Regions from separate parts of the Homo sapiens genome. Here regions 1, 2 and 3 are each linked to region 4. A link is a contact called in ENCODE Hi-C or POLR2A ChIA-PET data. All regions are on one chromosome and are shown on one strand. Each heading gives the region's core, a stretch centred on a gene start or an enhancer-like site at or near the end of the contact. The rest is flanking DNA. Distances are from core to core; before and after follow the strand shown.

Region 1 (3,431 bases), core at 896-3,395, 560 kb before region 4:
ACATGAACAAGAATAAAGGTGGCGAACTGACACCCCAGACTTATTATCAAGCTATAGTGATAAGTATAGACAGTGTGGTAATGGCACAAATAGATCAGCGTCACAGAATGTCTGTATAATTGCCCCAGAATTGGTCTGTGGTACCACACTAAATGATTCACAGAGATTCTTTGTGGAAAGAACAGTGACTTTCATGGAGGGAAAGGTCATTTTCACTTTTTATTTCATACATATTTATACTATTAGATTTTCTTAAAATTAACATATTCAGTCATTGCCTATAAAATTTAAAATAATGCCAGTGGGGGAAGCCCTCTGGCGCTTCCATTGCCTGTTTGAAAGTTACTGGGCTCACTTGTTCGGGAAACATCAGCTGCTCCCACTGGGTGCCAGGCCCTGTTCTAGGTGCTTGGGAAGTGTCAGTGAGCAAAACAGACAAATCTCCAGCCCACATGGAGGGGTGAGGAGCAAGGAGGAGGAGTGAGGAGCAAGGAGGAAGGGCAAGGAGCGAGGAGGAGTGGGGAGAAGTGAGGAGGAGGGGGGAGGAGCGAAGAGGAGGGGGAGGAGCGAGGGGGAGGAGCGAGGAGGAGGGGGAGGAGCGAGGAGGGGGGAGGAGCGAGGAGGGGGGAGGAGCGAGGAGGGGGGAGGAGCGAGGAGGGGGGAGGAGCGAGGAGGAGGGGGGGCGAGGAGGAGGGGGAGGGGCGAGGAGGGAGGGGAGGGGGAGGGAGAGGGGAGGAGCAACGAGGAGGGGGGAGGAGCAAGGAGGGGGGAGGAGCGAGGAGGGGAGGAGGGGGAGGGGCGAGGAGGAGGCGGGAGGAGCTGGACAGGACATCGTGCCAGCCCGAGGGCGGAATGAACTTCAGAGAAGTTTGAGAGCAAAAGGTGCTTTGCTGCTGTTAGACCCTGAAATTCCACGGGTCCCTGGACAGTTTTGGGAGCCGGGAGGGTGAAGAGAGTGGATCAAGCTTCGTGGGGTGGACCCGGAAGAGATGGGGCAGTGAATGGTTCTGGGGGACTGCGGGAGCCTCCGGGGAGTGATTTTTTGCCCTGAGGGGAATCACCGCAGCGGGGACAAGGCTGGGGGAAAACACTTCCTTCTGCAAGGGCACTGCTGAGCCTCACTTGCTGGAGCTTGCACTGTGCAACGGTAAATTCACGTTGTGTGCCCTCACCTGAGCTTCTGATGAGGACGCTGGAGGGCTTGGCCCTTTGAAGTCCTCACCTGTCCCTCCTTGGGCTGGGGGTGGTGACTAGGAGGGGCTGCACGGCTGCTGCCCGGGTTGGTCCCGGCCATCCCAGCTCCCTGGTAAATAGGCTTCTCAAACTAGGATACCTGGGCCTTGGGCGTTACCTGCAAACCCTGTTCCTCGCTCTAGTTCCCCACTTCCATCCCTCCTCTTGCCTCAGCCCTTCTCATCTCACACGCCACATGGGATCCACCCTTTTTACGCATGTGCAGAGCGTGGCCCCTCTCTGATTCCCTTCCCCTCAGGAGAGCCGGACGTCTCCCTCCCTCACACCCTCCCCAGCCCCACAGCAGCCCAGGGAGCCTTGCCCGCTCCTCGGCCCCCCTGGCTCTCCCAGCCACCCAGGCCTCCTGTGTCCTGAGTGGGCCAGCTCCTGCCAGACCACGGCCCTGCCCTGCACCTGACTGCGTCCCCACCGCGGACCTGCCCCCTCGTTTATTCTCCTCTCTCCGCTCTGCTCTGTCCTTGGCACTGTTTTTGTTTGTTTTTTGTTTTTGTTTTTTGAGACGCAGTCTCGCTCTGTCACACAGGCTGGAGTGCAGTGGCGTGATCTCTGCTCACTGCAATCTCTGCCTCCTGGGTTCAAACTATTTTCTTGCCTCAGCCTCACGAGTAGCTGGGATTACAGATGCCCGCCACCACGCCTGGCTAATTTTTGTATTTTTAGTAGAGACGGGGTTTCACCATGTTGGCCAGGCTGATCTCGAACTCCTGACCTCAAGTGATCCGCCCGCCTCTGCCTCCCAAAGTGCTGGGATCACAGATATGAGCCACCGCGCCCCGCCCTTGGCACTGTTTAATCCATGTGTTGTTTATTTATGTATCCTGTTTATTTTCTGTCTCCCAACAAAGACGTAGCTCCTTCTGGGTAGGGCATTTTGTTCATGCTCTCAGATGCCGCCTACCGCCCTAGAGCAGGAAATAGCGGTCAGCGCCAGCTGTGAGGAGCACAGCATTGCGGCCAACACAGGAGGCACTGACCACGGGGCAGGCGCTATTTAAAAATCGTGGCAAAGGATCAGACGTAACAGAACTCTTTTTGTTTTAATCATTTTTAAGTGTGCAGTTCAATGATGTTAGTTACATGCACAATATTGTGTAACCATCACCACTATTTCCAAAATCCTTTCTATCCGTCAGACAGAAACTCCGTCCCCATTAAACAGCAACTCTGCATTCCTCCGTCCCCCCAGCCTCTGGTCACGTGTCTCATCTACTTTCAGTCTCTACGGATTTGCCTGTTCTAATTATTTCATAGAAGTGGATTCATACAGTACGTGTCCTTCTGTGTCAGGTTCATGTCACTCAGCGTGATGTGCCCAAGGTTCACCCATGCGTCGGGCTCTCATTCCTGAATCGCATTTCTCTGTACGGATAGACTGAGTTTTGTTTGTCTGTTCACCTGTTTAGGAACACTTGGTTGCTTCCACATTTTGACTGTTATGAATAACGCTACTAGCAAAGTGAACACGAGTGTGGTTTCAGTTCCTGTTTTCAATTCTTCCGCGTCTTTTAAGAAAAAACAAACTGTTTTCAACAGTTGCATCATTTTACCGTCCCACCAGCAACATGGGAGGCTTCCCATCACTTGTTTTCTTCATGTTTGTTTTGTTTAGTTGCATAATAATTGCCATCCTAGTGGAGGTAAGAAGGTATCTCACTGTTCTTTTCATTTGCATTTTTGTAATGACTAACGAGGTTGGGCAACTTTTCACGTGCTTGTCAGTCATTCGCATCTTTTTTTTTTTTTGAGAAATGTCTATTCAAGTCCTTTGCTCATTTTGAAATTGTGCTGTTTGGGTTTTGGTTGTTGATTTGAAGGAGTCCTTTTTATATTACGTATATGAATCCTTACCAGATATATGATTCGCAAACATTTTCTCCCATTCTGTGGTGATCTCTTCAGCCCCTTGATAGTGTCCTTTGATGCACAAAAGATTTTAATTTTGATGAAGTACAATTTATCTTTTTGTTGTTGTTGTCATTGCCCATGCTTTTGGTGTTATATCTAAGAATCCAAGGTCGGCCGGGCACGGTGGCTCACGCCTGTAATCGCAGCACTTTGGGAGGCCGAGGCAGGTGGATCACTTGAGGTCAGGAGTTTGAGACCAGCCTGGCCAACATGGTGAAACCCCATCTCTACTAAAAATACAAAAATTAGCCGGGCATGGTGGCAGGCGCCTG
Region 2 (2,500 bases), core at 1-2,500, 540 kb before region 4:
AGTTGCAGGAGGGGGTTTGCGCCGGGTGGAGCTTGCGTGAGGAGCGCTTTTGGATCGTCCTCCGTGAGTTGGGCGCCATGGCTGCCTTCTGGGCAGAGTGCAGGGCCTGCCTTAAATGTTGTGGGGGTTCTGTTCTCAACAAAGGCGTAAGTTGGGAGCGACTGAGCCACTCCAGGAGGAGGTGTGGGCCCACGGCGTGTTGGAGGTGGAGCCACAGGACCTGTCCATAGGTTGGATGCTGTGTGGGTGACAGAGAGAAACCGGGGCTCACGGCCTGGGCAGCGGGACGGGCGGAGTCGTCCTCACCTGTGCTGGGGACCCTGTGGGAGCAGCAGGCTTCCGAGCACGTGCTGGACCCCGGCGTCTCCGGCTGCACCGAGTGGTCAGGACATTGAGGCCGGGTCAGGGAGCGTGAGATACCGGGACGAGCGGGCCCAGGGCTGAGCCCAGCGGCGTCCGGGTGGGCGGTGGCGTTGAGATGGGAATTGGGAATTGCACCGGTGGTCTCAGGAGGATGGAAAACCCAAGCAGCAGCTGCACCAGGACCGAGGCAAAGGGACCGCAGTTTAACAGAAAACCCAAAACGAGAGCGAGAAAACGGCCAAACACCCGTGCGAGTGAGACGTCCATGAGCCTTCCCGGCAAAACGCCCAATAAGGGAGAAGGGGCAGGCGCGGCGGGGGCCGGGGTTCCCTGAAGTCCCCTTCGTTTCCAGAATCCCTAAAGATCATTCCGCCCCCCAGGGAGGAAACCCAAGCTCCGCCGAGCGCGGCGGGTCTGTGCCTTCGCTTCGCTTCCAGCCTCTCGCTTCCTTCTGACCCGACCCCGAGTTCTTTCTCCGGACGGTGTCGAGAACCCGGGCGCCGGCTGGGGCTGGAGTCTCGCTGGCCTCGGAGCGCCCCCGAGCCCTCGGGCGACAGCGAGGCGAGGACCCAGGTGGAGGCGGCCGGGGGCGCGGGCGGAGGGAGGAGGCGCGGGAGGGAACCCCCGGCCCGCGGGCCCCACCCACAGCCGCCCCGGGACGCAGCTCGGGGTCCAGGCTCGAGCTTTGCTCACTCAGGGCGCTTCGTGCAGGGAACGCCAGGCCCCCGGACGCGACCCACGCGGCCGCTGCCAGCGGGGACCGAGGGGAGCCGGGGCCGCGGCCGCGAGTCCACGTCCCGCCCCCGGGCCCGGCCCAGCGACCGCCCCCGCCGCCCAGGGACCGCCCCCGCCTCCCAGCGACCGCCCGGGCCCTCGGGGCGGGGACCGCGGACCTTCCTGGTGGCGCGGCAGCCGGGCGGCTCCTCCTTCCTCCCGGCCCTGGCGTGGAGCAGAGGGACACAGGTTCCCACGCTGGCGCCCGGCGACCGGGTGGGGCTGCGGTGAGTCCCAGAGGCCCCCGCCCCGCAGCTCCCGGCCGCCCCGGCCCGTCCCCCCAGCCCCCGGTCGCCCCATCCTCCCTCCCCCACCCGCGCCTGCCCCAGCCGCCTACACCCCCGAGACCCCCACCCGCCCGGCGCCCCGGCAGCCCCGGACTCCCTCCCCCATCCCGCCCAGCGCTCCCCCCACCCTCCACACACGCCCGCCCCCACGTGCCACCAACAGACGCAGGTCCCGACCACAGAGGGTGGGGGCAAGACCGGGGTTGTGGGGGGTGCGTTTGGAAAGCAGGGTTAGGACTGGAATTCTAAGGTAGCAGGAGGGAGAGACACACTCAGGGGCTCAGCTGGGTTCCTGGAGATCAACCTTTGGGGTCTGAGCCCCTCTGAGAGTCGAGCTCCTTTCCTGCGAGGCCCCGTCTAGGAGGGGCCTCAGGAAAATCGGGGCTGCCCAGCTGGTTCCGCAACTCCCCCCAGTTCTGAGGGAGGCTTCAGGGGATTACAGACGGTCTCAAGAGGGAGGCCCAGCCAGTCCCGCGGCCCCTGACACCCCATCAGGCCGCTCAGGCCCAGCAGCTCCATGGAGGACGCCGGCGAGGACCCCACCACGTTTGCTGCCCACTCTCTGCCCAGTGACCCCCGTCTCTTGGCCACTGTGACCAACGCATACCTGGGCACACGAGTGTTTCACGACACGCTGCACGTGAGCGGCGTGTACAATGGGGCTGGCGGGGACACGCACCGGGCCATGCTGCCCAGCCCCCTCAACGTCCGGCTGGAGGCCCCTGCAGGGATGGGGGAGCAGCTGACCGAGACCTTCGCCCTGGACACCAACACAGGTAGCGCCACCTGGCCTGCCTCACCCCTGCCCCAGGCATTGTTCCAGGTCGGTGGGGCAACCACAGCATCGAATCCCACCAGCACCTCCTGAGTTTACACAGGAAGTCTCACTAAGACAGGAGGCCCCAGAGGCCCGCAGGGTCCCCCCTTCCCTCCACCTGGAGGCCTCCTGTGCAGCTGTAGCGGGAACGAGCAGCCGAGGGCCCAGAGGGATCCGCCTCATTGTGGGGAGAGGCAGCGGTCGGGTGGTCCACTCCTGCCCCAGAGAGGCCATAGCTTGGCAACCCACCTGCCTTCGC
Region 3 (2,500 bases), core at 1-2,500, 510 kb before region 4:
ACCAGTAATTTTAAAGCTAGCTTATTAAAGATTCTACTTAAGTCACATGAACGTGAAAAGCATTTAGGCTTATTATTTAATTTATGAGTACTCTTTAAGTTTAAGCTAAATTTGGTAACTTGTGGCCAAAAACACATAACGAAATATGTGTATGTGCACATATACACACATACACACTCAAGCAAAAGTATGGTTTTACTTCAGAACTCCAGCCATGAGATAGTAATACAAATTCATTGGTTTACACAAACAATAAAAAGAAATGGTTGGATGCAAACAGTGGATTTTATCTCTGTAGAAAAGTAACAGCAGACTTAAAGCAGGCAGAAACGAAAGCAGAAAGAGAACTTAAGAACATTACATTAATAATTGCAGGCCCACCTTTGGGCTCTGATTTTTCCTTTATGTAATTTGCAATTTGTAATTCATGATCCTTGTGCCTGAGGGCTCCCTTCTGCTACTCAGTCTACAATTCCCCGTCCCTGTGAAGGGGCACCCAGGCCTGACAGCCCCAGACTTGGCTTTGCCAACCCTCCAGGTCTCTCCTGCATGGCTAGGACCCAACGCCTAGGTCATCCAGCACTCACCCCAACCAAAGCCATGGGAATTGCTGGGACCCGGAAGGTAGGGGGTGGCACATGTGTGCCCTGTGCTCTGAAGCTGCCCCTACAGGCCCTGGAATCCTCCCCGTGTCTCAACACACTACCCTCTGGGGAGTCAGTTCTCCCCAGAGTCCCCGTTCCTGGGCCTGGAGGGCTGCTTTGGGGCAGGAAACTTTGGCCACCAGGCCTCTGACCTGCACCAGGAGACACTGGGAGGTTTAGTCCCCAAACCCGCACAGAGCAGGACTGCAGCCTGAGGAAAGAGCAAGGATTTCAGGAGAGAGGCCTGCGACAAGTGAGGTGAGGGCTTTTGGGGGATTGTCCTGGCGCCTGGAGTGTGGGGGCCTGGCAGGGGCCCTGAACCGGGACAGTGAGGTCCTGTACTTGCTGGCCTGGGGTGGACAGAACCCAAGCCTGGGTAAAATCCCCAGGGCCCCCTAAACCCAACACTTAGGAAGTCACTAGTCCTGACTTGAGTTTCTGATGAGGAAGCCTCTCTCCTTAGCCTTCAGCCTTTCCTCCCACCCTGCCATAAAGTAATTTGATCCTCAAGAAGTTAAACCACACCTCATTGGTCCCTGGCTAATTCACCAATTTACAAACAGCAGGAAATAGAAACTTAAGAGAAATACACACTTCTGAGAAACTGAAACGACAGGGGAAAGGAGGTCTCACTGAGCACCGTCCCAGCATCCGGACACCACAGCGGCCCTTCGCTCCACGCAGAAAACCACACTTCTCAAACCTTCACTCAACACTTCCTTCCCCAAAGCCAGAAGATGCACAAGGAGGAACATGAGGTGGCTGTGCTGGGGCCACCCCCCAGCACCATCCTTCCAAGGTCCACCGTGATCAACATCCACAGCGAGACCTCCGTGCCCGACCATGTCGTCTGGTCCCTGTTCAACACCCTCTTCTTGAACTGGTGCTGTCTGGGCTTCATAGCATTCGCCTACTCCGTGAAGGTGCGTATGGCCCTGGCGGAAATCCAGGGGGTGCCGGTGAGCCTGGGGCTCCACCTGCCCACATGCTGCCTGGGGTGGGGACTTGTGTGTCCCTGTGACTGTGAGTTTGTGTGCACCTCTGCCCCGTGTGTGCTCACGTCAGTAGCTTTGTCTGTGTGATCTGTGTGTGTGTGTGGCTTTGGGGAATCTGCCCAGTGCAGGTCTAGGAGGAGGCTCCAGGAGGCTGGCTGGCTGGCTCAGAGTCTGTCCCTGGCTATCCATTAGCCCAGAGCAATTCTCCCTATAGCCCAGTAAGAAATTACACCCTCACCTTCCAGACTGGCACCCAGGCTCTCCCAGAAAGTGAGAAGGGAACTCACAGGTGACTTCACCCCATGGTGGGGAGAACAGCCTGTGCTGGGGCCAAGGCAGAAGGAGGATGAGCCCCGAGGCTCCTGGAGAGTCTGAGCCCGGGTGAGGAAGGGGAGGAGGTGGTCCCTGATCTCAGGGCGGGGAGGAGACGGAGCCATAGCACGCGGCTCTCAGCTGGGGGATCCTGGTCCCCTCACCATCTCCTCTCCCCCAGTCTAGGGACAGGAAGATGGTTGGCGACGTGACCGGGGCCCAGGCCTATGCCTCCACCGCCAAGTGCCTGAACATCTGGGCCCTGATTCTGGGCATCCTCATGACCATTGGATTCATCCTGTTACTGGTATTCGGCTCTGTGACAGTCTACCATATTATGTTACAGATAATACAGGAAAAACGGGGTTACTAGTAGCCGCCCATAGCCTGCAACCTTTGCACTCCACTGTGCAATGCTGGCCCTGCACGCTGGGGCTGTTGCCCCTGCCCCCTTGGTCCTGCCCCTAGATACAGCAGTTTATACCCACACACCTGTCTACAGTGTCATTCAATAAAGTGCACGTGCTTGTGATGATGCTGTGACTTCAT
Region 4 (3,446 bases), core at 947-3,446:
AAGTTCTCTGTCCCCCCACCCTCACAAGCCTCTCTGGCCTGGTGCACATACCTTCTTGTTCCCCTGCCCAGCCTCCTGCCAGTACACAGGGCAGGGCTGGGATATGGAGGCAGGTGAGGTCCTAGCTGAAGGGGACTCAGCCCTGTGCTGGGGAAGTGGTTTCCTGAGGGCATCCTCTTCATGGCAGGGAGGCCATGAGGGGAGAAGGCCAGCCCTCCTTGGCAACCAAAAAGGCCCCATGGCCTGAGGGTGCTGGAGCCAGCCCCCACCTGCTCCTCCCAGAAGGCGTGGGGTGGCTGTGGTGGCAGCCCCCTGCCAACAATAACGGTTGGTTCTGGGATCTGGGACTGGGCGAGCCGGCCAGGCAGGTCCCTGATGTGCCTGTGCCAGAGGCCACCCCCCTTGGTCTCAAGGTCCTGTCCTATAAGCCCAGCCTTTTGTGGTTCAGCTGGGTCGCACGCTGGATCCCAGGCCCCTTCCTTGAAAAGCAGAGGCCTTGTACCCCCCAGGGTTGCCGGGCGGGACAGTGATTCCAGCCCTTCAGGTGGGTGCAGGGGCCAGGCTGGGGCTGGGGCTGGGGAGGGCTCCTCGGTCTGGGGTGGAATTTTCTCCCCCCACAGGAGGGTTTCACTCGGGCCTCAAGCAGCTCCTCCTTCCAATCCTCCCCCAAGGGGAGCCCCAGTCAGGGCTGGGCCCCAGAAGGAGAGCCAGGAGGGGCTACTGAGGTGGGACCTGCCTGAGTCCCCAGCTCGTTCACCCATACATATACACTGAATACTGCTAAGTTAAACATTTTCTAGCATTACACGTTCATTGTTTTGTTTTGAGATGGAGTTTCGTTCTTGTTGCCCAGTGCAATGGCACAATCTCGGCTCACTGCAAACTCTGCCTCCCGAGTTCAAGTGATTCTCCTGGCTCAGCCTCCCAAAGTGCTGGGATTACAGGCGCCCACCACCACACCTGGCTAATTTTTTGTATTTTTAGTAGAGACGGGGTTTCGCCATGTTGGGCAGGCTGGTCTCGAACTCCTGACCTCAGGTGATCTGCCCCTGTCTCAGCCCCCCAAAGTGCTGGGATTACAGGCGCCCGGCCTACATGTTTATTGTTTAAAAACCGGGAAAGTATAGAGAAGAAAGTAAAGGCTCCCCACCCCTAGAGATAACCGCTGAAAGTATTTGGTCTGTTTCCTGCCCGGCTTTTTCCTACACACACTTTTTGGCGCCTTAAGTCGGGCTCCCCCCGGACAGGAGGGGCCCCTCCCAGGCGCTGGTGTCTGCGCCCGCCCCCCGCAGCCTTGTCCCTGCTCCGGGGGGTCCCTGGGTCTCTGGGGCATATCGTTGCTTCACTGCTCGCTCGAGCCTCCAGGGATCGGGCCGCCGGGGCAGCGCAGAGAGGCGGGGACAGGCGACAGCGGCGCAGAGTGGCTCCTCCCGGGGCCGGCCCAAGCGGGGGTCTCGGTGCCTGCGAAGCGGCAGGGGTCGCTCGGGGCCCAGTGCCCTCTACGTCCCGTCCGGGTCCCAGCTGGGGCGGGGCGCGCCCAGTGTTTCCGGGAGGAGCGGCCCGGGCGCGCGGCAGGTGCGGCGGCGCAACTCGCGGGTAGGCGACCGCTGGTCCCGCCGCTGAGGCCCCTCCACTGCCGCCCGCCCGGCACCCCCTCCGGGCCGCCGTGGCCCGCGCCAAACCTGAGCGTCTCGGTCGGGAACTCCGGTTACCCCCTCGGGGCGCAAGGCGGCAGGGGTAAGGGCGGGGTTGTCCCCCAGAGTTTCGGGGAGCACAGGAGGCTGGCCGCCCCACCCCACCAGCCCATCCTCCCACCTCCCTGGGGCCCTGCTGCCGCGCGGCTTCCGGCTGGGGTGGACCTCAGGTCTAGCCGGCAAGCCGGAGGGCGGGCGAGACAACAACGTGGCCTGGAGGCAATGGCCCTGGCCTCTCGTGTCCCCTTCTCTCACCCGCCCAGACTTGCCCTCTTTGGAGGTCGCCCGGGCTAAGGAACATGGAAGGACGCTGGGTGGAGAGTGAGGGGAGAGGATCCCAGCTCCCCGGTGGGGGAAGGCGGGTGTTGGTGGGGAGCAGCTTTGGGAAATCCGGGATCAGGACATTGTGTGAAGGACAGGTGGCTCTGGTTAGGGGGCGGGGCGTCCCTGCAAGGAGGTGGGAAGGGAGGCCCCAGGGAGTTCTGAAACGGGGAAGGGCCTCAGTGTTGTGGGGCAAGGGTGTTAGGTCTCGAATCTGGAAGTGTTCCTGAGTGGGGCGTCAGAGGCGAAGGGCTCTGCAGGCTGGGACCTTGCCCCTGCACTCTGTGGGCTCAGTTGTGGGGAGGGAGGGGCCGGTGGGCAGGAGGGAGAAGTCTGCCCTGCCTGCCAGCTGTCATGAGGCTGGGCCACACAGGCCCAGGCCAGGGGCTAAGGACTTGGTCAGGACTGGCTGAGCCCTCACTTGGGATCAGATCTCCAGTTGCAGAGTGTGAGGGGCTCCTCCCTCACTGACCCCAAGCCTGCTCCTCTCAGCTTTCAGGACCCCACCTTCCTTATCACCAGGTCTTCTCCACTGGCCCCTGAGATTGCCATCACCTCCAGCTCCTCCTCTCCTGAAGTTGGCAGCCCCTCCTGGGTTCCAGCCTCCTGAGATGCCAGACCCACTGGGGCAGTACCCACAGGCCCTGAGCCTACATCAACCACCCCAGTGACACCCCAAGCCTGCAGCATTTTCCACCCCCAGCCCCCTGGTCCCACCTTGCCTTCCGCCCACCTTCCCACCTGCTGCAGGGAGGGCCCTCGGCTGAGCCTTCAGACACACTTGCACCCCATCCGCTCCCCTCCTGAATTTCTTCTGACCCTCCCTTGGCTTCACAGCACCTGAAGGCCAGGCTGAGGCCCCCTGCTCTCATGGCCAGCCCTGGAAAGCCTGGGGCTGATGAGGCCCAGGAGGAGGAGGGGGAACTCGAGGGGGGCTCTGCAGGGCCGCGGGCTGCAATACTGGAGCAGGCTGAGGAGCTGTTTCTGCTGTGTGACAAGGAGGCTAAGGGCTTCATCACCAAGCACGACCTGCAGGTGAGTCCCCCACCCCAAGAGACTGCTTCGGCCCTGGGTTGACCGCAGCGGCTCATCTCTGCTCTCCTTCCCCGACCAGGGTCTCCAGAGCGACCTGCCCCTCACGCCAGAGCAGCTGGAGGCTGTGTTTGAAAGTCTGGACCGGGCTCACACTGGCTTCCTCACCGCCAGGGAGTTCTGCCTGGGCCTGGGTGAGCCTGTGGCCTGCCTATCCCCCACTGCCCAGAGCTGGAGGCCTGATCAGGAGGCCTGGCACTTGTGGCGCCCTGAGGGCTGCCGGTGCCTCTCGTCCTCCTCCCTCCAGGGCCCGTGCTTTGTCTGCACGCACTCGCGCCTGGGGGCTCCTAGCTGCGGTGGAGTGTGTGGAGCTGACCTTCCTGGCCCCCAGCTCCTCTC

What was found. Hi-C counts contacts between places; a loop is a spot of excess contacts on that map. ChIA-PET counts read pairs that join two places held with the same protein, here RNA polymerase II (POLR2A). Pooled maps may share reads with other maps.
Region 1: a pooled map shows a loop between it and region 4 (4-fold over the local background). The contact joins the enhancer-like site here to the promoter of CRACR2B in region 4. A Hi-C loop is called at or near these places in 2 of 50 pooled maps. POLR2A ChIA-PET finds 5 or more read pairs at or near these places in 2 of 52 experiments (CD4-positive, alpha-beta T cell and CD4-positive, alpha-beta memory T cell).
Region 2: a loop to region 4 is called in a pooled map, with 2.4 times the contacts of the local background. The contact joins the promoter of PGGHG here to the promoter of CRACR2B in region 4. A Hi-C loop is called at or near these places in 1 of 50 pooled maps. POLR2A ChIA-PET finds 5 or more read pairs at or near these places in 3 of 52 experiments (CD4-positive, alpha-beta T cell, H1 and activated CD8-positive, alpha-beta T cell).
Region 3: a pooled map shows a loop between it and region 4 (3-fold over the local background). The contact joins the promoter of IFITM1 here to the promoter of CRACR2B in region 4. A Hi-C loop is called at or near these places in 4 of 50 pooled maps. POLR2A ChIA-PET finds 5 or more read pairs at or near these places in 3 of 52 experiments (H1, OCI-LY7 and activated B cell).

What each region holds. Positions count from the first base shown.
Region 1 is chr11:266,771-270,201 of GRCh38, forward strand. No RefSeq gene overlaps it. Among named protein-coding and RNA genes, the nearest start is that of NLRP6, 9.9 kb to the right of the region's middle. RefSeq lists an enhancer at 2,710-2,779. Within about 2 kb of position 2,146, at least 26 of the 41 ENCODE cell types and tissues checked have a DNase peak (open chromatin) inside an H3K27ac peak, as active enhancers do; they include CD4-positive, alpha-beta T cell, where a contact is called at or near this core.
Region 2 is chr11:287,876-290,375 of GRCh38, forward strand. It overlaps PGGHG (protein-glucosylgalactosylhydroxylysine glucosidase), which reads left to right and starts at 1,251. Exons shown (of 14, transcript NM_025092.5): 1 at 1,251-1,364; 2 at 1,929-2,200. The coding sequence starts at 1,942. RefSeq lists enhancers at 1-427, 428-957 and silencers at 841-1,370, 1,381-1,440.
Region 3 is chr11:312,790-315,289 of GRCh38, forward strand. It overlaps IFITM1 (interferon induced transmembrane protein 1), which reads left to right and starts at 1,251. Exons shown (of 2, transcript NM_003641.5): 1 at 1,251-1,567; 2 at 2,133-2,483. The coding sequence starts at 1,382. The coding sequence ends at 2,324. RefSeq lists enhancers at 636-1,191, 1,192-1,747, 1,215-1,554, 2,085-2,244.
Region 4 is chr11:825,723-829,168 of GRCh38, forward strand. CRACR2B (calcium release activated channel regulator 2B) reads left to right here and starts at 2,197. Exons shown (of 9, transcript NM_001286606.2): 1 at 2,197-3,050; 2 at 3,130-3,241. The coding sequence starts at 2,886. RefSeq lists silencers at 1,300-1,919, 2,160-2,249 and enhancers at 1,620-2,158, 2,699-3,236, 3,237-3,446.